Regions from separate parts of the Mus musculus genome. Here region 1 is linked to region 2. Evidence: chromatin loops called from intact Hi-C (ENCODE). Cell type or tissue: left cerebral cortex. All regions are shown on one strand. Links, peaks and the distances in the headings refer to the core of each region. The heading gives the core; the rest is flanking DNA. Region 1 holds the start of Pbp2 (phosphatidylethanolamine binding protein 2). Region 2 has its middle 9.5 kb from the start of Gsg1.

Region 1 (16,169 bases), core at 3,535-11,534, 49 kb after region 2:
CTTCCTCCTCTTGCATCTCAGCCTGTCTGCAGGAACCTGGAAGTCCACTTTCCTTTTGCCCAGCAATTGGCCCCTGGCATTTTTATTGATTGATTAAGAACCAGTTGGGGAACAGGACCTTAGTATCAGAATCAACTCCTACACTTTCCTACTTTACACAGCCTTGAATCACTTTAGAGAAAAGCTTCTATTAATTGCCTAGATCAGATTGACTTGTGGGTGTGTTTGTGGAACATCAGGTGGCCCAGCCCACTGTGGGCAGCATCATTCCCTTACAAAGTGGTCTTGGGCTGTATAAGAAAGCAAACTCATCATGAGCTCAAAAGGAAGCCAGGAATCAATGTTCTTCTGTGGCTTCTGCTTCAAGTTCTTCCTTGGGTCCTTCCCTTAATGATGGGCTGAGACCTGGAAGCCCCTGAACTGCTTTTGGTCATAATAAGAGTGTTTATCATGATAACAAAGAAACCTAAGAAACCTAGCACACTCAGGTAACTGTGTGCTTTGAGTTGTGCTGTGTGTGCGTACATGTTTATGTTCGAATGTGTGTGTGTGTGTGTGTGTGTGTGTGTGTGTGTGTGTGTGTGTAAGCAAAAGGGCAGTTTAAAAAGCTCTATGACGAAAGGGAATATACTTACAATTCTTAATGCTATAGGCCTAGCACATATCTGATACATAGTAAAAACCTGGTAATATTACACTATTAAGAGGAATGGATATCTGTCTTATTTTACCCAATAAAGCCACACCTACTCCTACAAGGGCACACCTCCTAATATTGCCACTCCCTATGAAGCCTGTGGGGGCCATTTTCATTCAAATCACCACAGACATTTCCAGACATGTTCTTAAGATAGAACAGAGAGGTCGTAGAGCCGGTGTTTGAACTAGAGTTTGATAGACCTGAGTGCTGATACCTGTTTCATGATTTATTCTGTGTGACTTTGATAGTTTCCCCCTCCCTTTTCAGTAGACTTTCTATCTGTAACACAAATTTGTAAAATGGGGAAGAAATACATGGCTCCCACGTTCAAGAACATTAATGATATTCATGATATGCAATAGAGCATCCAGTCAAGTACTAGCATATAGCAGGCACTCAACTAGTTATCAGAAGACCATGTGTGTGTGTGTGTATACATGTTAGTGTATTTGTGTGTGCATAGTGTATGCATGCATGCTCATATATGTGTGTTCCTGTGCATGCATATGTGGAGGGCAAGGGCTGCTCTTGGTGTCTTCCTCTATTGGTCTGCATTTTGCTTTTTGAGACAGGAAGTGTAGGAAGAAAGATGTCCTGAGTTACTTTCCCAGCCTCTAGGAGATTTTTTCCCCTGACTCTTCTGTTTCCTAAGAACCAGGCTCGAGGGAAGAAACGGATGTGGCCAAGGGAGCAGGGGTAATGGTAAAGAGACTAGAGAGGCACGATAATGAATCTTACAGATTTAAATTTTTGTCTGTGATGAGTCACATTGATGCATATTGCTTGACCATCATTTAAAACTAGGAATGGGTGAAAAGATGGCCCTTTTTACTTATATCATTTGGACTTTATACAGAACCCTTGTGAAGAGTTGAAAGGCAGCAGCCTCCAGGGCTTGGCCATCAGACTGTGGCTTTGGGATGTTTTGAAAAGGAAGCATTTCTTTCAGAAAGATGCCACTGTGAGCCCAGGCATACTCTTTAGTCCCTACTGGCACCCCAGCTATGTATCCCTGGGAGTTGAACCTGCCAACCCACAAGCTACAATGTGTAATAAACTTGGGCTGAGCTGTTGAAGGTGGTAGATTGTGTGAAGGAATCTTGCTAATTAAGCCAGAAGACCAAGTTCAAATAGATCACATATATTCTAACCCAGGATGAGCTTAGGAGACAGTTAGACACTTGAGTCTCAGTTTCCCCATCTATAAACCACTGACAGCAGTGTAGGGGTAGTTGACTTTTGCTGTATTAAAGATTACCCTGAAAATCTGTGTCTTATAAACAGACAAGCATTTGTCACATACAGATTCTGTGGGCTGAGAACTCCAACGTAAGGAGCCCATTGGCAGGGCAGTTGTGGCTCTGTATCTCCTGTAAGGTCGTGGGTCACATTTGTGACCTAATGGATGCAACTCAGTAATCAAGGGAATAAAAATGTTGTGATCATCCCAACAGGTGCAGAGAAAACACTTCAGAAATCGACACACTTTGGGGATCAAGTAATTAGCAAACCAGGACTAGATGGAAACTTCCTCAACAAGGTACAAGGCATCTCTGAAAACCCAGGGCTAGCATCACATTAAGAGAAGAGATTGGATGGTTCCACAGAAGGTCAGACACATGACAAAGATGCTGTCCTGGCTCTTTTGATCTCTGATTCTATTAGTGGATCTAGTTAGGACAATCAGACAGGAGCTGGATCAAAGAGAAAGAAAACCATCCCTATTCACAGAAGGAATGGTCTTTTACATACATACATACATACATACATACATACATACATACATACATACATACATACATACACATACACACACACAAACAAAATCAAGAAAAACCAGTTATCATCTAGCTCTATAACTCAGCACTTAGCAAGCTAAGTCTGGAGAATTGCTGTAAGTTCAAGGCCAGCCTGGGCTACATAGTGCATAACAGGCTAATGTAGCAGACCCTGTGTCTTGGTTAGGGTTTTACTTCTGTAAACAGACACCATGACCAAGGCAACTCTTGTAAAGACATTTAATTGGGGCTGGCTTATAGGTTCAGAGGTTCAATCCATTACCATCAAGGTGGGAGCATGGCAGCATCAAGGCAGGCATGGTGCAGGAGGAGCTGAGAGTTTTACATCTTATTCTGAAGTCCACCAGAAGGCTGGGTCCTACATGGTTAGAAGGAGGGTCTCATTGTCTACCTCCATAGTGACATACTTCCTCCAACAAGGCCATACCTACTCCAATAAGGCAATACCTCCTAATAGTGCCACTCCCTGGGGCAAGCGTTTTCAAACCACCACACGCTGACTCAAAAACCAAAGAAAAACAAGAGAAACCCCCACAAAACCAACAAGCATGATGGTACATGCCTATAATCCCAGCACTAGGGGGATAGAAGTAGGAAGGTCAGAATTTGGAGACTAGCCTGGGCTACATGAGACACTATAAACAAAACAACAATAATAAAAAACTAATAAAACCCCAGAAATGTTTTAATAAATCCACCAACCGACCAACCAAAGTAGTGAAACAATTACGATTCAACAAATGATTCAATAAGATCAACAACACAAAAATTCATCATATAGTTTGTTTTCTGCTTTAATTTTTTTAATTTGACAATAAGCAAACAGAATTAATGTAAACAACTCCCAGAATAACTATTTTTGTTCAGGACTGCATCCGGGCTCATGCCAAGCCAGCACACAGCAGAGGTGTCTTCCTGATTGCTTCTTAACAGAGCTCTGCTCTTTAATGGAGGCATAAGACACAGATACTTGTCCAGCTGTATGCCTAGGATCACCCAGATACTAAGTCTCTGGTTGTGCAGGTGGGAGACAGGACCTTCAGACAACTCTGAGAACTGGAACCACTGAGCACAGCTCCTGATTCAGAACAGAGGCAGAGGCCAGTCCTTGCTTTCTTCCTGTAGGCCTGGTCTTTTCCCTTGGATTTTGCCTTCTTTACTTTCAGAGTTACTGTTCTTTTATTACCAATATAACGAGTCCATCACAGTGCCAAATCTCCACCAGATGGAGCTTAAGTTTGATCAAAACCAACTGGGTGCAACTATTTGGAATCTTTAGGGTGAGAAAAAGTCATCCTAAACTACCTCCCTACAACAGCTCAAGAATCCCTTGGGCAGGTGGGAATGGGAAAAGGAAAGACATGCCACTCATTGCTGAACCCGATAATAATATGGCAGGAGTGGCCATGATCATCAAGAGATCCTCCTATTTCCCAGACAGCTGTTTGTACAGCTTTGGTACATAGCTGTCCCATTCTGCCTGGTAACACGTGCCGGCCACCGGGGCTCCCAGGTGATACTTCTTGCGGAAGGCTGCAGTTTTGAACTTCCCACGATGGTCTCCAGACCGGTTGGTGAGGATGGGTTCGTCACATCTCAGTGGCTTGTCCTGCTGGTACACCAGCCAGACATAGCGATGGAGGCCAGTGCCCTTGGGAGGTCCGGAACCCACGTAATCCGAGAGGACGTTCCCACTGCTGATGTCATTGCCTTTCATGTTGACCACCAGAAAATGGTGCCATTCCCTGTACACGGGTTTCTTCCTACTGGGAGCATCCGGGTCTGTGAGGATCAAGGTGTAGAGTTTCCCTGTGTCAAGGCCATCCCATGAAATGCTTCCGGGTCTGTGCTTAACCTGGGTGGGCGTCAGCACTTGGCCCAGCTCTTCCACCTCCGCCTCGGTGTAGGTGACCCGCAGTAGGTGCTGGGGCTGCTCATCCACTTCGTGGAGGCTCAGCGGCCCGGTCCACATGCTCATGTCTGTAGGCATGGTGAGAGGCTGGAGTGGCGGTTGGGTGCTGCTGAAGGCGCGTGCTGCGCTGAGAACTGGCCGTGACCACACAAGCTCTGCAGCCGCGGGAGCACACAGTTTTGTATTTTTATATACCTCAATGAATGACTCCCAAAGTTCAAATTTTTTTTTAGTGCTAAAATTAAAATATCAAGAACAAATTTTTACAAAAAATTATGAAAACCATAGTTTGAAAAGTACAAGATATTGTTGAACAGGATCTAAATAAATAAAGAGAAATCACTCCATGTTTGTGGGTAAGACTTGGGAATTAACAAGACATTAATATCCTCTAACTAAGATAGTGTGTAGATTCAATGAAAGTCCTGTCCAAATCGCAGCATCTTTGTAGAAACTGCTGAGTTTAGAATTTGTAAAGATGGATTTGCAAGGAGCCAGAATAGTCAAAGCTATCGTGGTAAAAGGAAAAAAAAAGTTGGAAGATGCCCACGTGTTCTAGTTTAAAGAGAGCACCAACCATACTAATGGAGACACTGCAGACTCACATAGTATGAGGGATCTGAGCAAGTACATCCAGATGTACAGCCATGTGAAGGGATTTTCCAACCATGAAGGCAGGCACTCAACAGGGGAGTTGGTTCTGAAATCATTGGACATTCATTCACAGGCAAAAGAGTAATGTCGGCCCCAAACCTAGCACCAGATAGAAGTTAATCAAAGCAGAATGCGTTAATCAAGTCAGCGACCTAAATGTAAGAGTTTAAAAGACTGTTAGAAGAAAACACGGGGCTAAATTTTTATGACTTTGGATTTGGTAATGGATTCTTAGCTATAACACTGAAATGTGGGCTGGCTCAGTGGATAAAGGCGCCCATTGACAAGCCTCATGACCTAGGCCCTATGTGGTAGAATTTGTTCTCTGGCTTTGCATATATGCACACATGTACTTTCTTACACACTCGTACACGCACACACTCACACACCCACGTAGCCACACACCGACACACTTGTGCACCCCAACCATCCAACTAACCAACCAAATAAACAAATAAAGCAATGTAACAAATCAAAAGCAATCAAATAAAATAACCAAGATATGATCCATAAAAGAAAAAGACAAACTGGATTTCATTAAAATTAAAATATATTCTGTGTTGCCCAAAGTATTATTATTAATGATGAGAAGAGGCTGGGATGGGCCAGCAAGATGGCTCAGTAGGTAAAGGTGTCTGCAACCAACCTCAGTATCTGAATTTGATCCCTGGGTCCCACACAGTTAAAGGAGAGAACTAACTCCCACAGGTTGTTCTCCGATCTCTGCACATATTTAGTAGAACACCCCCTCCCTTAATATCCACATTAAATATCCTTTTCAAGTACTTAAAATATAAGAAAAGGTGATATATGAAGTGGATTTTTAAACATTTTTGCAGATCATATACTTGGGAAATATCTTGAGTCTATAAAGGATTTACAATTTAATGATACATTTCAACTAATCTAAATAATGGGGCAAGGCTTTGAGTAGACATTTCTCTTAAGAAAATATACACACGGCCAAGAGAACATGAAGAAATGGTAGACGTTGTAAGTCATTAAGAAAGAGCAAATCAATGCCATATCCACACAGGGTGGCCAGGACAGAGAGTCCAATTCAACAGGGACCATTGGGCATGTGGAACAATAGAAGCCCTCAGAGACCTGGTGAAGATGAGAAACAGTACTGTTTGCTCCTCAAGTGACTGCCCATAAAAGTTACTTTACAACCCAGCATCAGTTTCTAGATATATACCCAAGAGAAGTCAGAATAAATGCCCACATAAAAACCTGTATATCAGTGTTTATAGTAACAGTGTTCACAATAGCCCAAAGTTGGAAGCAACCCAATGTCCATGAATGGGCAAGCAAAATACACGTATAAACAACGGGAACAGAATTCTATTCAGCCATGAAAGGAAACGAGGTTCTGACACATGCTATAACCCAGACTGACTTTGCAAACATAACGGTAAATACCCGTCAGTCAGAAACTACTACACCCTGGCCCAGGGGAAAGACTCAGTGGGTGAAGGTGTTTCCCAGGCAAGCCTAGTGACCCAGGTTTCATTCCCAGAACCCACCTAGAGTGGGAGAGTGAAGGCTGATAAAGCTGTCCTCTGACTCCCAATCACACCGTGGCATGTAAGTCTCTGCCTCCTTGAATCATGCACATAAACATACAATAATAAATAAACTGAAAAGAAAAAAAACCTAGTCTAAAGGAATCCACTTCTTCAAATATATCTAAGTGGCAAATCGACAGAGATGAATCTAGAAGTTGTTCGGTGGTTGCTTTGTGACGCAGGCCGGGGAAATGAGGAGCTGACAGCTAAAGGGCACAGGTGTTGATGGCTTACGTGTATCTGTAACTGTTCTAAAATGCCATCAACTGTGCCTTTTAAGTGGCTGAATTATATGGCATGTGAATTATATTTCAATAAAGACATTATATAAAACAAGCAAAAAACCCAAATGGGATTGGCAGTGAGTGCAGGTATCCAAAGACTCCCTGGGGGACTGGATGCTCTTCTTTCTAGCTATTCTTGCCTGTTATCACGATGTGGGCTTCTCCGAGGGAGCTTGAAGTACTCACAGACATCAGCTATCTTGCTCAGAGGGAGTCACCCAAGACAGAATGAGGTGAGAATTGCAATGTTCATGACAGTCTAATCCTGGGGACTGTACCCCTCATTCTTGCAGAGTCTATTGGTTACACAGGTCAGCCCTACAGTGTGGAGTGGCTAACCAAGGGCAACAATACCAAGGATGCCAATCCTTTGGAACCAGTTAGAGCCTGGCTAGCACTAGCCTGCAGGAAGCTTTCATTATGAACTGGGGCATTAAATATAAGACACTTGGTAAATGTTAACCTGCTAGGTAAATATTCAATATCCATTTTAATGTTGACCTAGATTGTGCAAAGCGAGATGTGACATGTTCATATTTACTATTTTATTCACTCAGAGCTCTCACAGAGTCATCCAGGATCCTTCAGTATCACAAGTACTGTTACTCCTTAGAAGGTCCATGCTAGCATCCTAGCTCTTCTGGCCTCCTCTCCTACCCAAAGTTTTCCAGCTCACTGGCTCCCCTCAGCTACTCTTTAAAACTCTGCTAATTTCTGTGATAGTCTCTCTGTGTCTCTCTCTGTGTCTCTGTTTCTCTCTCTCTCTCTCTCTCTCTCTCTCTCTCTCTCTCTCTCTCTCTCTCTCTCTCTCTCTCTCTCTCTGCTGTGCTCCTGTTTCTCTCGTGCCCTGGTCCAGTTTTCTGGCTATGTTCAGTCTACTTCTTTCTCTCTCTGCTCTGGACTCTTTCCGATGCTTCTGGCTGTTCTCTCGTATATCTACAATAAAAACCTTCCCCTTGACCAGACTATGGAGCCGTGACACTATTGGTTTGCATACTTCTTTCCACCATGTGTGCCCTAGGGGTTGACCTCAGGTTGCTGGACTTTATGGCAAGCACCTCTACTTGCTGAGCCACCTTACTAGCCCCCTTAAGGTATATTTTTGAGACTGTTTGTGTCTCTATTTTCATTTACTGACAGGAGAAAAAGCAGATCCAAGGGGGAAGCCGTGACTCTAAAGTTTACCAGGAGCAAGACCCAGAGTTCTTTGGTTTCTTGGACTTGCTTGTGAAGTCAACATGGCTTTATCTCCTCAAAGCTGAAAGGCATGCTGCAAAATTAACACAGAGAAGAGAAAACAAGCCCAGGATGGACGGACGTGCCGGGTGAGTCCCGGGAGAAGCACTTTATACCCCCGCTTGTCTGGGCTGTGCTTCAGGCCAGCCCCAGGGGTGCGATTTCAGACAGGATGGAGATGAGGGTGTGGTAGCCAGATGTCTATGATCCACAAGCTCCCTGTCCTTTCAGTCACCTCTCCCTCCCATTCCAATGGCTTAGAAACACAGCACTCAAAGCTCCTAGAGGCCAGCCTCAAGGGTCACTTTAGCTGCTTCCTGGCGACTTTTGCTTAGGGTCCTTTCGCAGGCAGCCCGTAGAATTCAGAACACTTATAGGCACAGCTTCTGGACATCTAGGAAAAAATTGGCCATGAATTTTCATTTAACTTTCTAAGTCTGGTACATCATCTCCAGGGGACCCTCAGGAAGTGTCCGCACTCATTTAGTCCCAGCTGATTCACACAGCTGTGTAAGGTATTTCATGCTTTATAAATCATTTACCTGATCAAGACCAGCAAAATGACAATGCTAGTAGATGCGCCAGTGTAGACAGGGCAAATCCCACGTGGTTCCATCCCAAGATGAAGAGCTTCAGATGACCAATGGCTGCTGAAAGAGAACCAGTTGCCTTCTGGGACAAACTCCCACATATGTTGTCCAATCCCAAGTGGTCCTCACCAGACGCATACACGTTCAAGCAAAACTACATGAAGTTAGTAGGTTATATATACAGATTTGCACATATAAGTGTGTGTGTGTGTGTGTGTGTGTGTGTGTGTGTGTGTGTGTGTGTGTGTGTGTGTGTGTGTGATTTAGGATAAGGGGAGTTCCATAGGGAGAGAGTCTGGAGTGATGTAGATCAGTGCCCATGTAGAAAACCAAACTAAATCAAACCTTGTTAATCACAAAACAAATTGCTTACCATTTTATTCATTTTTTGGAACTGTTCATGAGTCTTAGTTATTGGTGGGACCCTGGCAGGTAGGCGGTGCCCTCATCCCCATGAAAGGGGATCTTCCATCTACCGTCGTGCATGGCTGCAAGCTGGCTTTAGATACCTTGGCTCGCTCTCCGTGTTTCCTTCTGATTCACTTTCTCTTTTCTTCTGCTGCAGAGGCCATGGCTTTCTCTTGACTAACAGCAAATCTGCTCTTTCTTAGGGGAGAGTACGACTAATAATTTTACTGGCCCTGGTGGCCATCCTAACAGGATTACCTGGAAACTTCCTTTGGAAGTTAATGAAAAGACTGGGAATCTTGCCTGGGGACTACAAGATGAGGCTATGATAAGATGAGAATCGAGTCTGGATTCTCAGAGAGCTCTTGAATCTCAGGGTGGAATATAGAGGACAGAGACTGAGCTCAGGGGTTGAACACTTGCCTGGCAAGCTCAAGGCCTAGGGTTTGGTCCTCAGTGCACTCTCTGTGTCTCCCTGTCTCAGGGACCTCTGTGTCTCTGTGTCTCTGTCTGTCTCTGCCTATCTCTGCCTGTCTCCTCCTTCTCCCTCTCCCCCTCCCCCTCTCCCTCCCCCTCCCTCTCCCCCTCCCTCTCCCTCCCCCTCCCCCTCCCCCTCTCCCTCCCCCTCCCCCTCTCCCTCCTCCTCCCCTCCCCTCTCCCTTCCCTCCCCCTCCCCCTCCCCTCCTCCTCCCCCTCCCCCCTCTCTCTGTTGTGGAATCATTCTCACCTTCCAGGCTCCTTTAGGTTGGACCTGTTCAGAAGGCCTAGCTTGCCTTCGGCTCCATCATGGTGCAGGCTCTTGCCCCATGAGTAGAAAGTTCTGTTCCTCTGAGGGCAAGGGGAGGTCAGAGAATTTGCCTTATGCAGTGATGTAGTTGCTCTTGTCATGTGTGGCCTCTTTCTCACCCAATTGTCCTTATTGTCTAAATTTAATCAAATTATAACCCATATCCTCTCCTTCTTCTGGCAAATTTATTCTAAAAATTAAACACACTGAAATGAAGTCCCCCCTCCCATTTCTCCCCTGCTTTATTCTTTCCCTAGCCTTCCTGCTCATTTTTCTTCCCTGCCTTTGTAAACTTGTGTAGAATGTTAATATTTTAAGGCTGGCTGTGCCCTTCCCACATCCCTACACAGAGAAGTGAAGGCTAAACAACTAAGACCTCTGCCATACAGTTACACCAGACCTTAGGATTCTCCACTGTCATACAGAGCCCACACAGAACACAATGGGCCATTACTTCTACCTCAAATCTTAAGTAGGAAATTTTATTTTCCCACTTCCTGAATGTAGAAGCTATTATTCATAGCTCTCCACTCCCACTCCTAGAAACGCCACAGTCTTAGCTTCCTGTGGGTGGCCTGGAAGGGTTCCTGAGTATGTGCTCAGGGTTGCTTTCAGCATCTGTAGACTTGGGCCTGGTTTGCCTGAGTAGCTGAAAGTTTAACAAATAAATTGCCACCTAGGGACCTGTAGTCTCAGAGCTTTCTACCTTTCCCCTCTTGGTTCAATGTTCTTTCTCCGTTTTATATATATATATATATATATATGTTGTGTGTGTGTGTGTGTGTGTGTGTGGTGTGGTATGTGCACATTGTGCACATGGGTGGGCATATGGAGGGTGGAGGAGGACTTCTGCTACCCTGCTCTATCATCACTTTCCACAGTAATTCCCTGACACAGCCTCTCACCAAATGTGGAGTTATACTTCAGTCATCCAGCCCCAGTGGCCCTCCTGTCTCTGCCCCTCTGCATGCCTGCCCCAGCACTGGGGTTATACCTGGCTTGTTATGAGAGTGTTGGGATATGAACTCAGGTCCTCTTGCTCAGGTAGCAAGCAAGTGTTCTTGCTTTGCCATCTGTCCAAGGAAGCCCAAGAGAACTGTCTGTTCCCTAAGAAAGCAGTGTGCTTCTAACGACGTAAGTAAAGATGGTCTGATCCATGAGAAAGCAGCAGAGGGTAGATCATTAAGTGAACTTGGCTGGATCAAGAGCAACTTTGAAATGATCTCAGACGCAGAAACTTCATCAAGATTCCATCGAGCAGGATGGAAAAAGTTTTAATGATTTGATGAGAAAATCAGAAAAGCTAAAACAAATGAAATGCAATAGACATTCAGAGAAAAAAAAAGGGAAAAGTACTATTTGAATATTTAAAATGAACATGAAAGATACAGAAAAATGTTACTTTTCCAAAGTTAAAAGAAGCTAAAAATTTGGAATATTTGAGTGCTATATTTTCAAGTAATTGTTATTGTTGCTGTTGTTATTATTATTATTGTGGTGGTGGTGCTGATGGTGATGGTGGTGATGGTGGTGGTGGTGGTGGTGGTGGTGGTGACATTGTCAGGGTCTCATGTAGCCAGGATGGCCTTAAATTCTTATTAAGACTGTCATGCATATATTTTGAAGCCACACTCTGTGCTGTTCCTAAGGTTGATTGTCTGTCTGTCTGTCTGTCTTTTGAGATAGGGCTTCTTTGTGTAGCTCTGACTGTCCTAGAACTCTCTGTAGACCAGGCTGGCCTCGAACTCACAGAAATCTGCCTGTGTCTGCCTCCCAAGTACTGAGATTAAAGGCATGCACCATCATGCCCAGCCTGCTCCTGAGATTCCTAGTAAGAGAGGAGGTATAGGAGGTCCTGGCTTTAAGCTCAGATTCCCTTGTGGCCTCTGTCGAGAGTCTGTCATTGGCCTCTATAGATAAGATAGTGTTGAGGACACATCTTGAAGAGAGAATCTCAGAGCCCCACAGAAGAACTGAGCAGTGCTGGGAATGAAAACAAGCTCCAGGCCTAAGGCAAGAAGGCGAGTGAGTCCACACTGAAGCTCTCACCCACTACAATTGTACCACACTGAGGCTCTCGCCCACTACAATTGTACCTGCCCCGTGACTAAGGCACATTGATGAGATTCTCTAGGGACCCAGTGTGGACTCAGAGATTCTATCTATGTTTGGAATTGTATCCCAACAGAAAAGATGGTGAGGTGTAGAGAGATGGCTCAGTGGTTAAAAGTTCATATTGGCTAGGAGATGATCTGAGTTTGGTTCCCAGTATCCACATTAGACAGCTCACAACCATCTGTGACTCCAGCTCCAGGGAATCTTATTTGTGTGGTCTCCTAGAAAACTTAAACACACACACACACGCACACGCACAGAGTCACAGACAGACACACATACACACACACACACAATTAAAAATACCTAACAAACAAAAAAGCAGCAACAAATAAAGATTGTGGAAATGTAGCCCAACAGAGGCCCAGGTAGAAATTCTGAACAAATCTCTAAAGAATATGTCGATTTGTCAGGTGTAGCCATGCTAACTTATGACCTCAACAGAGACCCAGAACAGGGTTGATTTAGCTACAGGTTTGGATCCTCTTGCTGTTAGAGTCATAGAAATGTCTTTGGGAGTTTAGTTCAGAGGTGGCAGGAGGTATAGGGCAGGGGAATTGGATGTGTCTCCGGAGCTAGGCTCAGTATCTCTGGCTTCTCTGAGCATCTCCCCGGTGTGCAGGGCTTTTGCCCTCCATGGCCTGAGTCAGATATGGTGATTCACACCTGTAAATTTTAGTGCCCCGTAGTCTGAGATGGATGGGTTGCTTCAAATTCAGTCTAGCTTGGGCTACAAAGTGAATTCCTTACCAGCCGGGGCTACACAACAAAACCCTGCCTCAACACCAACAATCACAACCACAACACCTCCATACAAACAAAACGAAAGAAACAAAGCAGGGGCACCGGCAACAGCTCAGTCTGCAGGGTGCTTGCTGAGGACCCACATTTGTACCTCCAGCACTCACGAGGGGTAACATACACCTATAGTCATGCCAGGGGGAAGGCAGAGGCAGGAAGACCCCTTGGAACTTGCTAGCCAGCTGGGCTGGCCAAATAGAGGGACTCCAGTGAGTGATCTTGTCTCAAAAAAAAATACAGCATATGGAGAAGATTTGGTGGACAAAGCAATTGCTATGCAAGCATGGGGACCAGAATTCATATCCCTGCATCCCAAGTAAGATTTGCGCCTGGTGACCTGCATCTACAATTCCAGCGCAGGGGGCAGAGACAGGCAGATCTTGGTAGTCACCGGCCAGTCAATGATACAAAAACAGTGATTGTCAGGTTCAGTGAGAGACTTGTCTCAAAATTTAAGGTGGGGAAGTAATTTAGTAAGACATCCCATTGACCTCTGGCTTTTAGTTCCATCATGTACACAAGTACGTGTGACACACAGGCACAGAGACACAGACACACACTCACACACAGTCACACACAAGACATACACATGCAGAGACATATATAAGACACATGCAGAGACACACACAGGACACACACACAGACACATGCACAGACACCTCCACACCTCCCACAGACACACAGACACACACCCATAGAACCCCCCCCCTCCCACACACACACAGACACACAGACCCACAGACCCACAGACCTCCCCCTCCCACAGGCTTTGTTGAGTCTGAAGTCTTACCACATTTTTCAGTAGACATCCCAGGGGCAAACAAATTCCAACAGAGCTGGAGCCAGGTCAACCTCTCATCAAAAGACGTGTCATTTATGGCCTTGCGGGTGTCACCCTGAAATTCTTGGATGTCAGTATCTCCGTTGAAAAGGACACAACCACCTCTCCCTCAGATACCCCAGGCAAGTCCCAGAGGATGGGTGTTCCCCCTGTGGAATTATTCACACATTCTTTGAGTGTTAGGAGAGTTACTCAGCCACCAGAAAACCAGTCAGGACACCCAAGTCTCCAGAGCCAGGCTATAGTTCACCAGGTTCAGTGCTCAATTCTCCCTCACGTTCTGTTTCCTTCTGTAGCAGGTGACAGGGACATATGAACCAATTGATTGCATACCGATTTACACACACACTCATAAAAAGTATCTTGTTTTTGAAAGTATCAATCAATACAGACTTAGAGTGGGTTGGGAGGGACTTATTTAAGAAAATAAAGCATAGCACACCTTTTGCTTCATCGGAGGCTTTGGGACACAATCGTAATGAGGAACAGCTTTGTGAATTGTTGTTTGGGTTCCTTAATGGCCTCTAGTAAGGCGTTCACTGTCATATTGTTCATATCAGGCTCATTTGCCATAGTCTCTACTGTCTTTCTAAATTGTTATATTGCATTTAGTGTGTGTGTGTGTGTGTGTGTGTGTGTGAGCATGCATGCTATGGCTCACATCTGGAGGTCATAAGACATAAGGGAGTGGGTTTTTTTCCTTCTATCATGTGGGCTCCAAAGCTCCAACTGGTGTTGTCAGGCTGGGTAACAAGTGCCTTCATCCTCTGAGATGTCTTGTGTGACCTCTTCTGTCTTTCTTGCTGGGAATTTGGCGATCACCGCAGATCTTCATTCGCTAGTGTTTGTGTATGCGTTTGTGCAGCTCACAAACTCCTTCTCATGTCCCGCAAAACCTTAGATGGTGAGGATATTGGTAAATGGAGTCCTCTGTGTATTTCCGTAGCGGGCATAGCACTGTAGTGCAAGCCCAGATGGTGTATGACAACTTAGCGCCACATCGCAGAGAGTTTTCAGTCTAAGGATTTCATAGAAACACCTAACTAAAGGACCACAGGGTCGTTCTCATGCGTAAATCCTAGCTTGTAACTGACCACTCGTTCTCCTGTTCCTGGATGGCTCTGCCATGTTTTCTCTCTCCCCTTTGTCGCTTTTATAAACAGTGTAGCAAATGCTTCCCCAACTACAAGCCTTCATTACGGGTCCTGCCTTTGTATCTGCTGCCTCCCCAGAGGCTCGCTTAATTACTAAGTACAAAATTATAGAGGCTTTTATACCAACTGCAAGATAGTTTTCCTGAATGCTACTAGTAATTTGTACTTTAACTGGCAGTATATGAATTAATGAAATCCTAGTTTTGCCAATGTATAATATCACCAAAAACAAAATAAAACAAACATCTGATAAATTAATATGTGTGAATGATATGAGCCAAATGTTGGCTGTTTTGCAGCTTTGAAGATGATCAGATTTCCCCCTCAAATCTGTTAATATGATGTGGTAATTCAAAAGGAAAATTAAAGCCCTATGTGGCAGTGAATAGCTGGGAGCTCAGCACTTGGGCGCAGAAGACAGGCGACTAAGGCATTAGGAGCAGCCTGAATGCCCAAGCCAGTCTGAGGTCAGCCTGGGCTATATGGTATTCTGTCTTTGAATTTTTTTTTCTTTTTAACTCACTAAAATATCTTGATTTTAAAAGCATAAATAAATATTTTAAATGTTTTATTACAGCCAACTAAAAAAAATTTCAACATTGTTCAACATTTCTGGCTAGATACTTTTTATATCAGGTACCAAGTAGAAGGGTAAGAAATACAAAGACAAAAACAAAGACAAAAAGCGCAAATTCCCTCCTTTCTAAAACCCCTACTATTTCCTTAGGATGGTAAGAGCAGGTGAAGGAGGCAGATGGATAGCAAGCATTCTACGGTCATGATGTAGTACAGTCTTTGAGTTACTTAAAAAAATGTATCTTCCAAAAGTTTCACAAGAGCAATGATTTTATTCACTAGATATCTAAGGTTTCTGGGGTGAAATAATTTGCTCAAACCGTGGATTCAAAGGCCAGCTTTTCAGCTCTGAAGCCCCTTCATTGAGAGAGCCTGCAGATTACATCAGGGAAGATGGGGAGAGGAGAGAAGGCGAAGAGCCGAAGGACCATAGTGTAGATTCACTGTTTGTGATGCACAGGTGGTTGAAGACCGCATTGGCTGAAGAGTCTAGAGGGAGACTTGTGATGAGGGAGGCAGAGGTGGAGAGTTAGGAAAGTCGGAAGCTCAAGCAGAGGCCACTCTTAGCGTCAGAGCTCCTCAGGAGTCCTAGGGTGCAACCCTGGCAAGTCACAGACCTGCTCAGCCAAGCTAACCCTGCTCTCTCCAGCCCCTTCCTATGTCCTGCCCCCTTATGCCCCTATGTCCTGCTCACCAGCTCCAGCCTTATTGAGCACTTCAGGTGTTTTGAGTCTCAGGCAAGCT
Region 2 (16,169 bases), core at 4,884-12,883:
TGTGGGAAGCATGGCAGAGTCTAGGCAGGCATGGTGCTGGAGGAGCTGAGAGTTTCAAAGGCAAACAGGAGAAGACTAGTTCCCACATGGCTCAGAGGAGGGTCTCAAAGCCTACCTCCACAGTGACACACTCCCTCCAACAAGGTCACACCAACTCCAACAAGGCCTCCTAATAGTGTCACTTCTGGGTCAAGCGTATTCAAACCACCACATTCCATTCCCTGGCCCTTATAGGTTTGTTCAAACACATTCTTCTATGGGGGGCCATACCATAATATAATACATACCATAGCATAATGCAAAATACTTTAGTCCGACTTCAAAGTCCCATAGTTTATAACAGTTTCAACAATGTTAAACATCCAAAGTCCAACATCACAGGATATACACTACCATTTCAAAACATCACAGTGAGGAAATACTGGATGAAACAAGCCCAAACACCAGCTTGGCAAACTTCAGACTCTGTATCACCATGTCTGATATCAAAGTGGTCTTCCAATGTCCAACTCTTTTCATCTTTGTTGATCACAACAAACTTTTTTCCCCTGGGCTGCTTCTACTCCCTGTTAGCAGCTTTCCTTGGCAGGTATCCCACAGACCTTGCAGCTCTGCATATTGGGGTCTCTAAGGCAACTTCAACATTACAACTTCCTGTTCCAATGTCTGAGACCTGCACATAATCTTCTGTTCTTCTCAAAAGGTCTTGGGTCACTTCTCTGGCTCTGCAGCACTCTAGGCTCTGGTTGACTCCACTCCATGGCTGCTGCTGTTCCTGGTGGTCATCACATGGTACTGGCATCACTAATGAGAAATGCTAAGATTTCTCATTGCAACTAGGCTTCACCAATAGTCTCTCATAGTCTCCCTCTATGGTGCCAAGTCTCAACTTTTTTTTTGCATGACCTCTTCAGTCCTGTGTTGTCAACTGCAACTGCAACTGAGGCTGTACCAATGGCCTCTCACAGTGCCAAGCCTCAGATGCCCTCCATGACCCCTTCATGCCTTCAAAACTAGAACTACTTGAGTGATTCTTATATATCACTTCCCAGTATTCATGAGAGCATAAAGATTTCACCTCAGTGATGCTACTGTCTTCTTATTCACCACTAATTTCTTAGGTCCAGCTAACCAGCATCATCAACTGTCCCAGTATTCTCCTACTCTTGATTCTAAAGCCAGAGCCACATGGCCAAAGTTGCTAAACTCTGCTGCTTACTGGAGCTGGAACATAGTCCCCTTTATTCTATTACCAGCTTTCTGTTTTCCAACTCTTTCACTTCCTTCAAACTTGGCTGTCCTGGAACTTGCTCTGTATTTCCAAACCTTGAACTCAGAGATCTGCATGCCTCTGTCTCCTGAATGCTGGGATTAAAAGTGTGTGCCACCATGCTTGGACCTAAGCTTTTTTCTACTTGGAACTTGCTCTGTATCAGGCTGGCCTTGAATTCAGAGATTTGCTTGCCTCTGCCTCCTGGGATTAAAGGTGTGCACCACCATTCCTGGGCCAAAGCTTTTTATGGCCACTATTCCTCATGATCTGGATCATAGTTGTGCTCTCTATTTCTGGATTGTAGTTCATTTCAGAGTAAAAGTCCAAATGAGAACACTAACCAAGTTCCTTGTTTAACTGCAAAAGCATAAACAATAAGCTTAGCAGGGTGGGACCTTGCTTTGAGGTCACCACTCCCTGAATTTATTTATCTCTTTGAACATTGGATTCAGCTCAATTCTACTTCCTGATGCTCCTTTATTCTTTGATCCATGTTTTGTATTTTTTTCCCCTCAGCTTGCTCCTTTTCATTAAAACATTCTTCATGAGAGTACACATTAGTGCCCACACAACGAAATTTATACCAGGCTGTTTTGAGAATTCCTTTATCAAAGCAATTAATCAAAATTTCTTCCCCTTAACCTCAGGCAGACTCTTCAGAACAAGAAGCAGCCATATTCTTCACCAAAATATCACAAGAATATTCTCTAGGCCACATATTAACATTCTTCTCCTTTGACAACACTTGAGCCAGGCCCCCAAAGTTCAAATCACTCTCAACACCAATGTCTTCCATATTCCTACTAGGATGGCCCATTAAGCCCCACTTAGAATATTCCACTGCTTTTCAAAGTCCCAAAATCCACATTCCTTCAAACAAAAGCATGGTCAGTTTCTATCACAGCAATGCCTCAGTCCCTGGTACCAACTTCTGTCTCAGTTAAGGTTTCCATTGCTGAGAAGAGACAGCATGACCAAGGCAACTCTTATAAAGGACAAAATTTAATTGCGGTTGGCTTACAGGTTCAGAGGTTCAGTCCATTATCATCATGGCAGGAAGCATGGCAGCGTCCAGGCAGGCATGGTATAGGAGGAGCTGAGTGTTCTACACCTTTTTCCAAAGGCAAACAGGAGAAGACTAACCCCCATGTGTCTAGGAGGAGGGTCTCAAAGCCCACCCCCAAAGTGGGCACTCACTTCCTTCAACAAGGCCACATATACTCTAACAAGGCCACACTTTCTAATAGTGCCACTCCCCGGGCCAAGCATATTCAAACACTTTCCCTTCCCTTCTCTTCCCAAAACTTCCCTTCCCCCTCCCTTTCTTCTCTTTCTTCTTTCACAGCAGTGTCTCCCTATGTAGCCCAGGCTGCCTCCACTCTCTCAATCCTCCTGCCTCAACCCACTAAGTGCTGGGATTATAGATGGGCTTAGCACCAGGATGTCCTTTGCATGGCCACTTGAGCTGTTTGCTTCATTAGGTGGCTTATCTTGTTTTGTTTTGTTTTTTTCCATGACACTCTAAGATGTTCAAAGATATTCCTGCTTCACTCCTGTGATGTTTATTTTAGTATGGTGCCGATGGGATAAGAGCTGCTCAATCAATAGGATTCTAATGAACCACCTGTACTGGCTGGCTTTGTGTGTCAACTGGACACAGCTGGAGTTATCACAGAGAAAGGAGCTTCAGGTGAGGAAATGCCTCCACGAGATTCAACTGTAAAGCATTTTCTCAATTAGTGATCAAGGGGCAAAGGCTCCTTGTGGGTGGGACCATCTCTGCACTGGTAGTCTTGGTTCTATAAGAGAGCAGGCTGAGCAAGCCAGGGGAGGCAAGCCAGTAAAGAACATTCCTCCATGGCCTCTGCATCAGCTCCTGCTTCTTGACCTGCTTGAGTTCCAGTCCTGACTTCCTTGGTGATAAACAGCAGTATGGAATTGTAAGCTGAATAAACCCTTTCCTTCCCAACTTGCTTCTTGGTCATGATGTTTGTGCAGGAATAGAAACCCTGACTAAGACACCACCTAAAGTATCCAGGCAAATAAGAAAGAATGTCAGGTCAACACAGAAGGAAGAGCCTGCCTTGCTCTTACTGTGTCTCAGTGGTCGAGATAGAATCTCACTGTGTAACCCTGGCTGACCTGGAACTCACTATGAAGACCAGGTTGTGCTAATGTATGTCCCTAATTCCACACTCCAGAGGTAGAAGGAGGAGGATTACAGCAGATTCAAGGTCAGCCTGGTCTAGTTGACAAGTTCCAGGCCATAAAACCCTGTCCAAAACAAAACAAAACAAAACAGCAAACAAACAAACAAACAAACAAACAAAAAACCTCCAACCAATCAAATAAATGAACAACAATTGCGACATTACTCAGTAAATTTTAAAGTAGATAAATACATAAAACTGCTATGGCGGCTCAAGTCTTTAATCCCAGCACTCCAGAAGCAGAGACAGCCTGGTCTGTAGGTCTACATGCTGAGTTAGATACCATCTCTCAGCTTCCAGAGAGGTAAAATTCAAAAGCTTGGCAACTGTCTCTTGCTGAGGGTTAGGAAGCACCACTCCTTGCACTGTGGCTGGTGGGGACAGGAAGAGCGACAGGGAGGAGGAGGAGCATTTGACAGCATCTACCGAAACTGCATGTGTGTTATCCCTCAACCCAGAAACCGCCTTCCAGAGTTTTACCCTGAGGACACACTCCCTACAATATAGAAATATGAATGCATGAAATTATTCATTACAATGTTGCATGGGACTCGGCCTAGACCATGTTGGAGTAGTGTCGTGCTATAAAACGCAAAACAATGCAGCATGCGAGTGACATCTGTGAACTGACAAGAGCTGGTTCTAGGTAAAATCAAATGAAAGTGTTCCAAGGGCAGGAGGGAACATGGAGCACACGATGCCTTTCATGTAAGAAAGGAGAGCAAAGCTGGCTTGGAGCCACAGGAACGGCAAGCCAGAGAACAAAAATGCTGATGGCGTGTTGAAAAGACAGGATGGAATGACTCTGGAGGGAGTGACATGAGACTTTGCAAGTGATAGGTTTGTGTTTATTTCTTTCATGTATGTGAGTACACTGTTGCTGTCTTCAGACACACCAAAAGAGGGCATCAGATCCCATTACAGATGGTTGTGAGCCACCATGTGGTTGCTGGGAATTGAACTCAGGACCTCTGGAAGAGCAGTCAGTGCTCTTAACTTCTGAGTCATCTCTCCAGCCCAGGTTTGATCTTTTAAAAGCATACCAGTGTCATACCTACTGAAGAATAAAATTAAAACAAGACCAGGAGGGAAAGAAACCCCCGACTGTACATAAACGGAAACAACTGAACTCAAGTATATTTCACATGAATATTGTGAGCACGCCAAAGGGTATGGACAAAACAAAATGCACTCGACGTGTTTTGGGAACACAGTCTTTAAGCAGTGTAAAGTCACTCTGAGGTGAAGCGGTCTGGGGGCCGGGTTAGATGATGTACTTTATCCGTCTGGTGGTAAAAATGTGGAGTGTTTGTGAAAGTGTGCCAGATGCCCTGTGGGAGGAGACAAATCAGAAAATGTGTCTGGGGCTGGAGGGAGGGCTCAGCAGTAAAGAGTGCTTGAAGCTGCTTCTGAGGATTGGCCCCAATAGGGGATGCAACGCCCTCTGCTGGCATCCTCTGGCACTGCTCTCGTGTGCACATACCTTCCTAGAGACAAGAAACTATACACGTAATTAAAAATAAAATAAAATCTTAAAAACATGATGAAAACTAAGGCTTAGGTGGACATTGTGAGTCTCTAGATATGAATCCCTAGAAGGATACAGTGTTGCTTCTGCAGTATCCTGCTGAGGAAGAAGCCAGCGGATTCAGAGTAATAGCGCAATCCTTAAAAATTGAATTTGTGCTGGGCAGTCCTAGGGCCTAGCCTTTAGTCCTAGGGCTCAGGAGGCAGAAGCAGGCGGCTCTCTGAGTTGGCAACCAGCCTGTCTGTCTACAGAGTGAGTTTCAGGACAGCCAGGTCTACACAGAGAAACTTAGTCTTGAAAAACCAATAAAAAGTAAAAAAGGAATTTGTAATCTTCAAATATGTTAACAGATGTGAAAAAAAAAAAAAGGCCCAGAGGCTACTAGACAATTCTCTACTGCTTTCTGGGAGTAGATGTAACCATCTGCAAAACTGGCTTTAGATTGCTCTAGGACCAAGGCTGGTGTCTGAACATGCCTTCTGACTCCACGTTCCTTTGGCTTCTGATTTCTGCCATCTTTTTTCAAAAGGGGAAGTGGAACCGTGATTCCCCAGAGTTCCGCTTCTCCTAGGTTAGTCCTAAAAGCAGGAAGCTGGCTCTGTGGGACTCCTACAGCTGGGAACCCGGGGCTCGCTCAGTTAACCTTTGCTGACTTAAGATGGGTCCAATCAGAGCAGCTTACTTGGTATCTGGAGCTTCGTGTGGAGGTCTCAGACTGAACCTGCTCTAGCCTAGTCACCGGCGTTGCTGAGCTCCCAGGTTATGGATATGGTGACCGAGATGGAAATAAGGCTGGATAGAGATTTTACCATGAAAGGTAGTTTAGCGAGCCAAACACGGCGCCTTACCTGCAATCTCAGCACTGACGAGGGAGAGGCGGGTGGATCTCTGGGAGTTCATGAAATTTGGCCAGGGCTAGCTACATAGGGAGCTCCAGGCTACCTAGGGTCATATAGGGAGACCCTGTCTCAAAATATCAAATGGAAAACAAAACTCCCCCAAATGAAAAATAGTAGTGTGCTAGACTGAAAAGAGTCCCCAAAATACTCGATCTCAATCCCCGAAGCTCGTGAGCGTTGCCTTCTGTGTCTGAAGAGACTTGGTTACATATGAGAGTGTAACTAAAACGACAAGAGAGGCAAGAGTAAATTAAGGTTCTCCTTGATCCTCGGGTGGTCCCCAAGTGCAATCCCACAAACCCTAATGGGCCGGAATGGAGAGAGCCACAGAGAAGAGGATCTCAGATGCAGAGATGGCAATGCTGAAGCCATGGATGAAGGGAGACTGAAGGTACCAGGAACAGGAAGCGGCCACAAAAAACCCTCTTGGGCGCTGGGCGCTGGGCGGCTCTGCTGCCGCCTTAACTGTGTCTTGACGAAACAGAGTCGAGGCTTTAGGCCTCCGGAACGCTCAGAAAAGAAGGCTCTCTTGTTTTAAGCCACAAAGTTTGTGGTAATTCTTAGGAAACTAATACAGTCACAAAACTGGAAATGGGTTTGTTTTACTGTGTCGCACACCTAATATTTTAAGGAGAGTTATGTCCCATGCTTTTAATTTTGCCTTCTCTGAATCTCCCTACTTTCAATTAACAAAAAATTAATATAGGGAGCTGGGAGTGTAACCCAGTGAGTGGAGTACCTGCCTAGCACGCGAAGAGCCCCGGGGCTGATCCTTGGTATCATATAGGGGATCATAGAGTCTGGTGCAGTGGTGGCAGCCTGGACGCTCAGCACGGCGAGGTGGCAGCATGAGGATGACAAGTTTGAGATTATCTTCAGCTACCCAGCAAATTGGAGGCTAGCTTGGGCTCCATGAGACCTTGTCTCAAAAACAGATAGAAATAAAAATAAAAAAATAATAAAGAAATAAAGAAATTCAACTGCATGCATTTGTTAGTCACACTGCCCTTAAATTTAATATATTTAAACTTATCAGGAATAATAAAACCTCGACTAGCTGGTCTTTATTGACCGTTTACAATGTGTCATTCACTGTGGTATGATGTTTCCTGTTTGTTTTTTGACTCAGTGTCTTAGTATGTATTATATTTCCCCTTCTGGCCTTGAATTTAACATTCTCCTGTTTCATAGTTACCCACAGGGAGAGGATTACCACACCTGGCTACTGTGGGGTTTTATTTTTTTTTTTATTTCTTTGAGGACATTAATAAAGATACTTTAATATAGAGTGGTGAAAATGCCCTCAATTCAAAATATACAGGTATGAAATCAAATAACAGCGAGAAAGAAATTTCACTATAGATTTAAGCACAAGAGCTACAAGACGAGAGGCATGAGGAGAGAGAGGGTGTGTCCTCCTCTAAGGGAGAATGACACTTCGTCATTGTCCTTGGAACAGTCATAGACAGAGGACTTTGGTGGGTTTTGAAGCTATTATCCTCAGAGAGTTGCTCATGGGAGGCAAATAAGTAAATAAGACCATAGGGTGGTTCCTGAGAGCACACGCCAGGGTTATAATGGCTAAGATAAAAGTCTGAGGCAGGAAGCTCTCTATGGTACTTAACTAATATAATAGAGTTCAAAGATGAACTCTGTGAAATGGAACTGAAAGGATGGAATCTGCAGAGAGGGGTTTTCATGGCATCTGGAGTCCTTGTAACCATCCGGGATCCAGACCGAGGTCTCCTGTCTTAAAATGGACAGGTGTTCAAAGGTGTCTGCTCTTGGCTTTGAGGGCTCTGGGCAGCATCCGGTGATTTTCTCATTTTTCTTTGACGAGTCTCCAGCTGCGTTCCCTAAGGGGCAAACGGCAGACACTTTAACATTCGGATCCCGTCTTGCCACTTAGTAAAGTATTTAAAAACTTCGAGGAATCCACTCTGGCTTACCTGTCAGTCTCAGGCCTGACTGTCATATTCTGGCTACCCCCCTTGCTGTGGTAATGGATGGTTTGCTAGGGAGACAATGGTGTGGGCTGCAAGTAGAGGAGGACTGTAGGATTCCTGCCAAAACACTGAAGGAAGTCATTGAACCTGCCTGTGGTACTCCACCTCTGAAATGGAGGCTCTAATAAAACATTCCTTGCTTGCTTCACAAGAATGCCATAAAGCTAAAATGGGAAAGACAAACCTCTAGGAACATTGAATTTAGACAGATATCTTTGCACGCTGCCTTTCCACACTTATAAGCCATGCCACTTTGGGAGTGCGTATCCCCCCCCCCCCCAGTTTTCTTCCTTAGTCCTCAATTTCTATATACAACCCTGGAGGGACTTAATTACAGATCGTTTTAGAATGCCAGGCACAGAATAAACATTGAACTGTTTATTCTGTTGGAATTCTGGTGGAATCTGTTGTTATCAGTTACCATAACTTATAGGAAGGAAATTTAAAAGAGAGAGGGAATCGGGACTATATTAGTTGTGTCATCTATGAGGTTCATGAAACCAGAGCCCGCAGTCAAGTCTGCCAGCGAGTTTTCACTTGTTAACGACAGTAAGCACCACAAATATGTTTGATACATACCGATCTTTCCCAGAGCGAGACTTTGCCTATATTTAGCTTTTTGAAAAAATATGTATGGGTGTTTTGCCTGTATAAGTGCCTGTGTCTCCTGTGTGTGCAGTACCCTCAGAAGCCAGAAGAGGGCAGAGTGTAATGCTGTGACTGGAGGATCTGTAACTCTGGAACTGATGTTATGGACACTTTCAGCTCCTTTGTGGGTGCTGAGAACTGAACTTGGTCCTCTGTGAGAGCAGCCAGAGCTGAGCCACTTCTCGTTGACTCCCACATTTAGATTTTATGCTCTAGGTCTTTTGCAAAACATCTTGTGCTCCGTGTGACTTAATGTGTATCTTCTCCTTCCCCTTGAGAATAGACAACATTTCTCTTTGGCCATACAGCCCTGCCAGACTTGCTAAGGACGGTGTGGATGTTCAGATATATTAACTGCTAATTTGATGCTCAAGGGAAGCTGGGGCTGTTAACTTTTTCGGCTGTTGGGTCCTCGGATGTTGTGTGCACATGGGGAGAACGCATTGTGAAGCTAAACCCTGGCCAGGGATTTGGAACCTCTTACTTTTTTTTTTTCATTTTTTTATTAGATATTTTCTTCATTTACCTTTCAAATGCTATCCCAAAAGTCCCCTATACCACGCCCCCCTGCCCTGCTCCCCAACCCACCCACTCCTGCTTCCTGGCCCTGGCACTCCCCTGTACTGGGGCATATGATCTTCGCAAGACCAAGGGCCTCTCCTCCCATTGATGGCTGACTAGGCCATCCTGTGCTACATATGCAACTAGAGACATGAGCTCTGGGGGTACTGGTTAGTTCATGTTGTTGATCCTCCTATAGGGTTGCAGACCCCTTTAGATCCTTGGGTATTTTCTCTAGCTCCTGCTTTAGGGGTCCTGTGTTCCATCCAATAGATTACTATGAGCATCCACTTCTATATTTGCCAGGCACTGGCATAGCCTCACAGAGATAGCTATATCAGGGTCCTGTCAGCAAAATCTTGCTGGCATATGCAATAGTGTCTGGGTTTGGTGGTTGTATATGGGATGGATCCCCATGTGGGGCAGTCTCTGGATGGTCCTTTCTCCTGATAAGTGGATATTAGCCCAGAAACTTAGACTACCCAAGATACAATTTGCAAAACACATGAAACTCAAGAAGAAGGAAGACCAAAGTGTGGATACTTCATTCCTTCTTAGAATGGGGAACAAAATATCCATGGAAGGAGATACAGAGACAAAGTTTGGAACCTCTTACAAAGGAACGTGGGCACAACCCTCTGCTTGGGGCCTACATTCACAGGGGCATGAGTGAAAGTAGGTTGTCCACAGCAAAGAGTCTTGGTTAGGCTGCCTTTTGATCTCTTTTGAACTGATGCCTGTCCTTAGTCCACACACCAAAGTCTGACTCTCTAGCTTTGGGGGGTTTAAATACATCACGATGTCACTTTTGAGCCTTTAGTTTCTGGGTTTTAATACAGGAATGTTAATATAGGGTATGTTTGCTTCACAGGGTTGCCAGGAGCATCTGAGATTAGCATCTGCAGGAGCCACACCCACTGTCAAGCATAGCACACTATAAGGGACTATTATGATGTCACTCACCCAAGGTCTAGAAATTGGTAGCTTCTCCCTTCAGAGGTGACAATGAGCTGTTTGCAAAGTACCAATATCTCTTTGGCTATTAGAAGGGAATCTGGGAATGAGGTCCCCTTGGTGGCCTTAGTTTCAGAAATGAGGTCCTTTGGTGGTCCTGGCTCTCCACAAATAACTGAGATTGCTCTGAGGTAACCCAGGTACAGCTATGGCTGTCTTTCAGGAGCTGGAGACATGCACAGATTTGCTCTCTTTTTTCCAAACACTCACACATTTGTCTTGACTAGCCATGGTTTTATCTAGAACCCCTTGGAGTGACTGGTGGGTATTCAGGCCAGGGCTGTCTGTGAGTGGAGTCTGGAACAGATTTCCTGAGGGAAGGTCTATTATGATATGGTGACTCACTCAGACTCCAGGTCCTTTGGAACCTTAAGCCTGTCCTAGTGTTAAGACTTGAAAATGAAAATGAAAATGAGCCTCAGAGACTCATATGTTTGGAATCTAGGTTCCCAGCTCATGTTTGATACTGTTTTGGAAGATCCGGAAACCTTTGGGACACAGGGCCTAGCTGAGGGCCACCAGGGTCAGGCTGTGAGAGACTTAACCTACCTCCAGTTCTAGTCTGGCCTTCTGCTTCTGTGTATGTTTGTGTTTACCACAAAAGCTGGCCTTGAACTCCGCATGCAGCTGAGAATGACTCTGACCTTCTGGCTCCCACCTCTATCTCCAAAGTGCTGTGGTTACTGGCACCTCCCACCAGGCCCGTCTTGCCACAGTCTTGGAGACAGAACCCAGAACTTTGCCTGTGCTAGGCTGGTGCTCTACCAACTGAGCTGTATCCTCAGTCCCCTGCTCTCTGCTTCTCTCACTCTTCCACCAACATCCTCCCAGCCTCTTGTCCCTGCTTTCCTGTCATCTCGAACGGACATCTCTGGAACCCGTGAGCTGCGATACACCTAGTCCCTGCTGAAGCTATTTCTGACAGACATTTTGCCACGGTGATAGGCTAGTAACAAAATAATTCCTGACGCTACCCAGCTTTCCTCTGTGTCTTGGTCTGTCAGGGGAAGGGACACATCACTCCAATCACACCCAACAGCTAACTGATTTAGGAGGAAACTTCCAGAAGCGAGGGTGTCTGAGACTGTCTTTTGTCACAGTAAGCAGGACAGGGCAGAGGGCATCTGTCCTTTGGAAGAGGCTTGGGTTTTCTCTGTTTATGTTCCTCAATGGCTCTGTCCCTTTCCTCAACGCACCAGGAAGCTCACAGACAATTTACCCCCTGCTGCTTGTTCTACTCATCACTGGAGGGGGTGTGACCTGTTGGGGTGACCACAAGCCCCTTTGAGCTTAACTAACAGGACTATCTGAATTACAGCATCAGAAGGGGCCTTGGTAATGTCTACTCGAATGCTTCATGTGAACAGAAGTCAGTGCTCACAGCCAGCAGTAAAGATGAGCCACCTAGCTAGTGCTCTGATACTTCCCACTGTGCAGAAAGTCCTCCCCCAACCTCTCACCCCCTGCTCCTTGCTCTGTGTTTCTGAGACTCATCCTCCTGAGTGCTGGTGTTACCAGTAGGTACCACCACACCCGGCATCTGAAGTTCCTCTTTGTGATAAGTAAAGATGCACACACCACCACCACCACCACCACAACCTGTGCTACCAGCAGCAGCAGCAGCCGCAGCTGCTGCCAGCAAACTTGAAAGGTCTTTGCTCCACTCCTCTAATTGAGGGAACGTCAACTTGGTACCCAGAACACACAAACCTCTCACTGATGTCTCTTTGTGTCTCTCTGTCCCTCTGTCTCTGTCCCTGTCTCCTGCTCCCTCTGTCTTTTGAGACAGGCTTTCACATAGTCCAGGGTAACCTTGAACTTGCTATGTAGGCCAGGATGTCTTTAAACTTGTAATGTCTGCACCCATCTCTCCAATGTGGGGGTGGTAGGTGGGTGTAGCCATGCATCAAACACTGGGGTTTGAACCCAGAGCTTTCTGCAGGTCAAGCAAGCACTTTACCAATTGAGCTATATCCACAACCTCCTTCTCTTCTTCTCTTCTCTTCTCTTCTCTTCTCTTCTCTTCTCTTCTCTTCTCTTCTCTTCTCTTCTCTTCTCTTCTCTTCTCTTCTCTTCTCTTCTCTTCTCTTCTCTTCTCTTCTCTTCTCTTCTCTCCTCTCCTCTCCTCTCCTCTCCTCTCCTCCCCTCCCCTCCCCTCCCCTCCCCTCCCCTCCCCTCCCCTCCCCTCCCCTCCCCTCCCCCCCCCTCCCCTCCCCTCCCCTCCCCTCCCCTCCCCCCTCCCCTCCCCTCCCCCTCCCCTCCCCTCCCCCCTCCCCTCCCCTCCCCCCTCCCCTCCCCTCCTCCCTCTTCCCCTTCTTTCTCTCCTCCCTCCCTCCTCCCTCTCTTTCTTTCTTTCTTTCTTTCTTTCTTTCTTTCTTTCTTTCTTTCTTTCTTTCTTTCTTTCTTTCTTTCTTTCTCCCCTTTTCCTTTTAATTGCCACCTCCTTATAAACTGGCATTTTAAATTGCTATTCTAGTCCCTAGTTGTGTGATGCATTTCCTACATTGAGGGAGGGGAAAGACAGATAAAGCAAAGAGTTGTTACACTGTAGTGTGTAAAGACAAGGATAGACAGTTTCTGATCTTTTCAAGTGGGGACATCAACCTGGGCTTCCCTGCCCTCTGCCCTGACCATTCACTTGTTCTGAACCCAGGTCTGGTCCCTTTCAAGTCCTCCAGGTCAAGGAGCAGTCTGTTTAGGTGACCCTGACACTCCCTGACACTGTCCACCCCACTTGCCCTGCTCTGGAAATCCAAGTCAAATAGAGAGCTTTCCTGTCTTTCCACACATGGCCTTTCATTCCCAGGCTGTTTCCACAGAAGGCAGGCAAGCAGGCAGGCAGGCAGCAGATAGAGGAAAGCAGAGCCAACATGGAGAAATGTGTTCAAGAACCACAGTAGCAATGATGCAGAAAGTGATAAGGAACCAAACGCCGTCGTTACTAATCAGTACAAGGATAACTACCGCAAACATCTTGTCGATGCAGATGCTAAGGTTACATGCTTGGAAATGCTCTGAAGTCTGCACAAGCTGCCCTGAGTGTTCTCAGCTCTTGGGGCCCTAACCAAGACATCTGCATAGGGAGGGAGTGTTAAGGATGGTGACAGTGTGCTAAAACCTTAAACCTTTTTTTTTTCCTTTTTTTAAATAACAGACTAGGCAGAGTCTGTTGGTCTTTGGAAAGCTCTGGGCTTTTCCTGAAGTCAGCTTCATTGTTGTATGAATTTTCCACCTTGGGATCAGCAGCCCTCAGTTTTCTTCTCAAAACAACTGATTAGGTCTTGGAGGGCTCCTCCTTTCCCTCTTCCTTCTCCCTCCTCCTTCTCCCCCCCTCCTTCCCCCTCCTCCTCTTCCCACCCCATATCCTTTTCTTCCTCTTCTTACCTTTTTACAAGTTTTATTTATTTATTTATCTATCTATCTATTTATTTATTTATTTAATGAGCATTGGTGTTTGAGCATGTCGGATTCCCTGGAGAACTGGAGTTGCAGACAGTTGTGAGCCACCGTGTGGTTGTTGGGAGTTGAACTCAGGACCTCTGGAAGAGCAGGCAGTGCTCTTAACTGCTGAGCCATCTCTCTAGCTCCAGCCCCTCTTCTTAGCTTTTTAGCCAGTCTCATGTAGCCTGGGATGTCCTTGAACTCTCTATGTAACGGAGGATGACCCTGAATCTGATCTTCTTGCTTTTACTTACTAAGTGCTAGGGTTATAGGCATGCACTGCTATGCTCAGCAGGTTTTTTTTTTTTTTTTTTTTTTTTTTTGTGAGATAGATCTCATGACATAGGCCAGGCTACTTTCAAATGTGCAATCCTCTTGTCTTAGCTTCCTAAATGTTGGGATTACACATATGGCCGCCATACCCGAGCATGGCAAGACTCTTTTTGAAGCAGCAAAAGCTGCACGGTCCATCAGTTGCTTCAGGCGGAAGCCTCACCTCTCCCCTCCAGACTGCAGGTGTCCTTGTGGGAGGATAATCACACCCACAGTCTGTCATTAATCCCTTTCAGGCTGCCCGGGCCTTTCATCCTGGAGCATGCCAAGACCCTAGAATAAAAGAAGCAAGAACTGTCATTAAAAAGCTAACATTTGCGTGGCCAGTACAGCAAGTCTCCAGATAGAGCCCATTACCAAACACATTTGAAGCTTTCAAGTTCTTATAAGAGGCTGGCTTATTCCAACGTCTGCAAATATCCGTGGCCAGAAGAGCTGACCCCTTCTGCCTTGTTTCCTTCCTGGTAAACGGGAGATAGAAGCTTGGTCTGAGCATTTTCTCCAACTCTGTCTCCTCAAGTGGGGGAAGCAAGGTAAAAACCAAACAAGAAAATGAAACATAGCGGTGGGCATTGGGAGCTGGGCAGACGGTTCAGGTGTGTGTGTGTGTGTGTGTGTGTGTGTGTGTGAAGTGCTGGTCGCACAAGCTTGATCTTCCTAGTTTGATCCTTAGAAGCCACATGAAATGCCAGGCACAGTGGTGTGTACATGTAACCGTAGTGCCGGGGAATGAGGCAGGCAGAGCGGCTAACCCAGCCTAATAGGTGCGCTACCAGCCAAAGAACGCCTGTCTCAAAATAAGGATGACAGTACTTGAGTAATAATGCTGCAGGCTGCCCTCTGGCCTCTAGGTGAGTGCTCAAGTGTATGCACACACAAATGCATGCATGCACACCTGCAACTCATGCACACCCCCATACATGGATATGTTGCTCGCGCGCGCGCGCGCACACACACACACACACACACACACCACACCACTTATTATCACCATCCTTTGCAACAAAAATACCCCAGGACCAAAGAGGAAGGGAGCTATAGTACTGAATTCTTACGACGGGCATCGCTGATGAGAGGGAAAGGGGCCTTTCGCCTTGGCATCTCAGAACTATTTGGACTCAACCTGCATGATATCTGCCATCAGCATAATTGTGCTTAATTTTTGGAGATGGAATTTGCACTTCACCAAGCTGAGAGTTGCACATCTTGGGCATAAACAGCAGCCACAATAAAGTATTGCAGTGAAAAGATCACTGTTGTTTCTGATTTTCTTTTAAAAAAATAAGCCATCAATGTTCACTAATAAAGGATGTTTGAAATATTGCCTCTGGTTCCAGTTCTGGGTGGGCTGGTGGACCTGGCCAACCATACTGGAGTGACCATATAGTCGGTCCTTTGGAGGTGGCCACACACATAGCTAGCAATAGTGGAAGTCACATGCCCCAGCATGCAATGGCTTTTAAATCCCCCATGGGCTACTGAGAGGGAGAGAAGAATCTCGTTTCCTGACCACCTTGTGTGCCATCTGCCTGGAGACGAGAGGAACCCGCTGGAAAGACCAGGACCTGCTAACGAAGGCAGAACTCTTCACAGGACGAGTGTTTTAAAAGCAATTAGTCCCCATCTTCCAGTGAGTGTCCCGTGTGTCTGCTGCCTGCAATGACGGACCTCCGCTCTCTACAGCTTACACCTGGCTCTGCTCTGACCCTTCATTTATGGTTGAGCTGGGAAGAGAGGAGATAGTTAACATTTGGCGGCTGCTTTCAGGAACAGGTACACGTGTGAAATCACCTCATTTTGTCTCACCAGTTTTGATGTTACCTGGGAGGTCAGAGGGCAGGGTGGTTCTGTGATCCTCCTCTGACACATTCGAGTCTAACACTGACGTACTTCCACGTGGGCCACTTCTGTGGTGTAAACATTTATTTACAGGTTTGAAAAAAAAAGACTCATATTTTGCCTTGTGGAAGAAATATCACCTCCGCAGTGACAGCAGAACATGGCTCAGAACTGACGCCTCAGCAGCTGACACCCTGACCTTTGCCATCATCTGACAGAGAGTTTTTCATCCTTAGTTTACCCCGAGTCTGAGGATCGTAGCCTGACTACAAGCTCAGGCCAAGGCACTGCCCTTCATCCCACACAACAATTATCTTAGAGGAAATAAATAGCTTCCTAAATAATACAACATCCATTTGTAACACCAGCCTTATTTGGGCTCCCATGACTTTGTTTTTGCTCGTTAGATGTATTGCT

The links. A loop is a pair of places that touch in the nucleus more often than their neighbours do. Peaks named below come from ENCODE experiments on the same cell type or tissue, not always from the same donor. Only the 100,000 strongest peaks of a DNase experiment are listed, where the experiment ranks them.
Region 1: it touches region 2 in a loop (2.0-fold over the local background); 7 of 42 quality-filtered maps call a loop at or near these places.

What each region holds. Positions count from the first base shown.
Region 1 is chr6:135,305,859-135,322,027 of GRCm38, forward strand. It overlaps Pbp2 (phosphatidylethanolamine binding protein 2), which reads right to left and starts at 4,526. Exons shown (of 1, transcript NM_029595.3): 1 at 3,271-4,526. The coding sequence starts at 4,489. The coding sequence ends at 3,926. It overlaps Gm36640 (a long non-coding RNA gene), which reads left to right. Exons shown (of 4, transcript XR_378071.3): 4 at 8,058-8,141. It overlaps Gm36582 (predicted gene, 36582), which reads right to left and starts at 13,703. Exons shown (of 4, transcript NR_157238.1): 1 at 13,645-13,703; 2 at 9,879-9,979; 3 at 8,696-8,803; 4 at 6,297-8,547. In left cerebral cortex, for the core only: no CTCF peak of the experiment used is centred there; DNase peaks (open chromatin) are centred at 10,503 and 10,778; H3K27ac peaks cover 239 bases.
Region 2 is chr6:135,255,732-135,271,900 of GRCm38, forward strand. No RefSeq gene overlaps it. Among named protein-coding and RNA genes, the nearest start is that of Gsg1, 9.5 kb to the left of the region's middle. In left cerebral cortex, for the core only: CTCF peaks have their summits at 4,971 (motif pointing left) and 8,601 (motif pointing right); no DNase peak of the experiment used is centred there.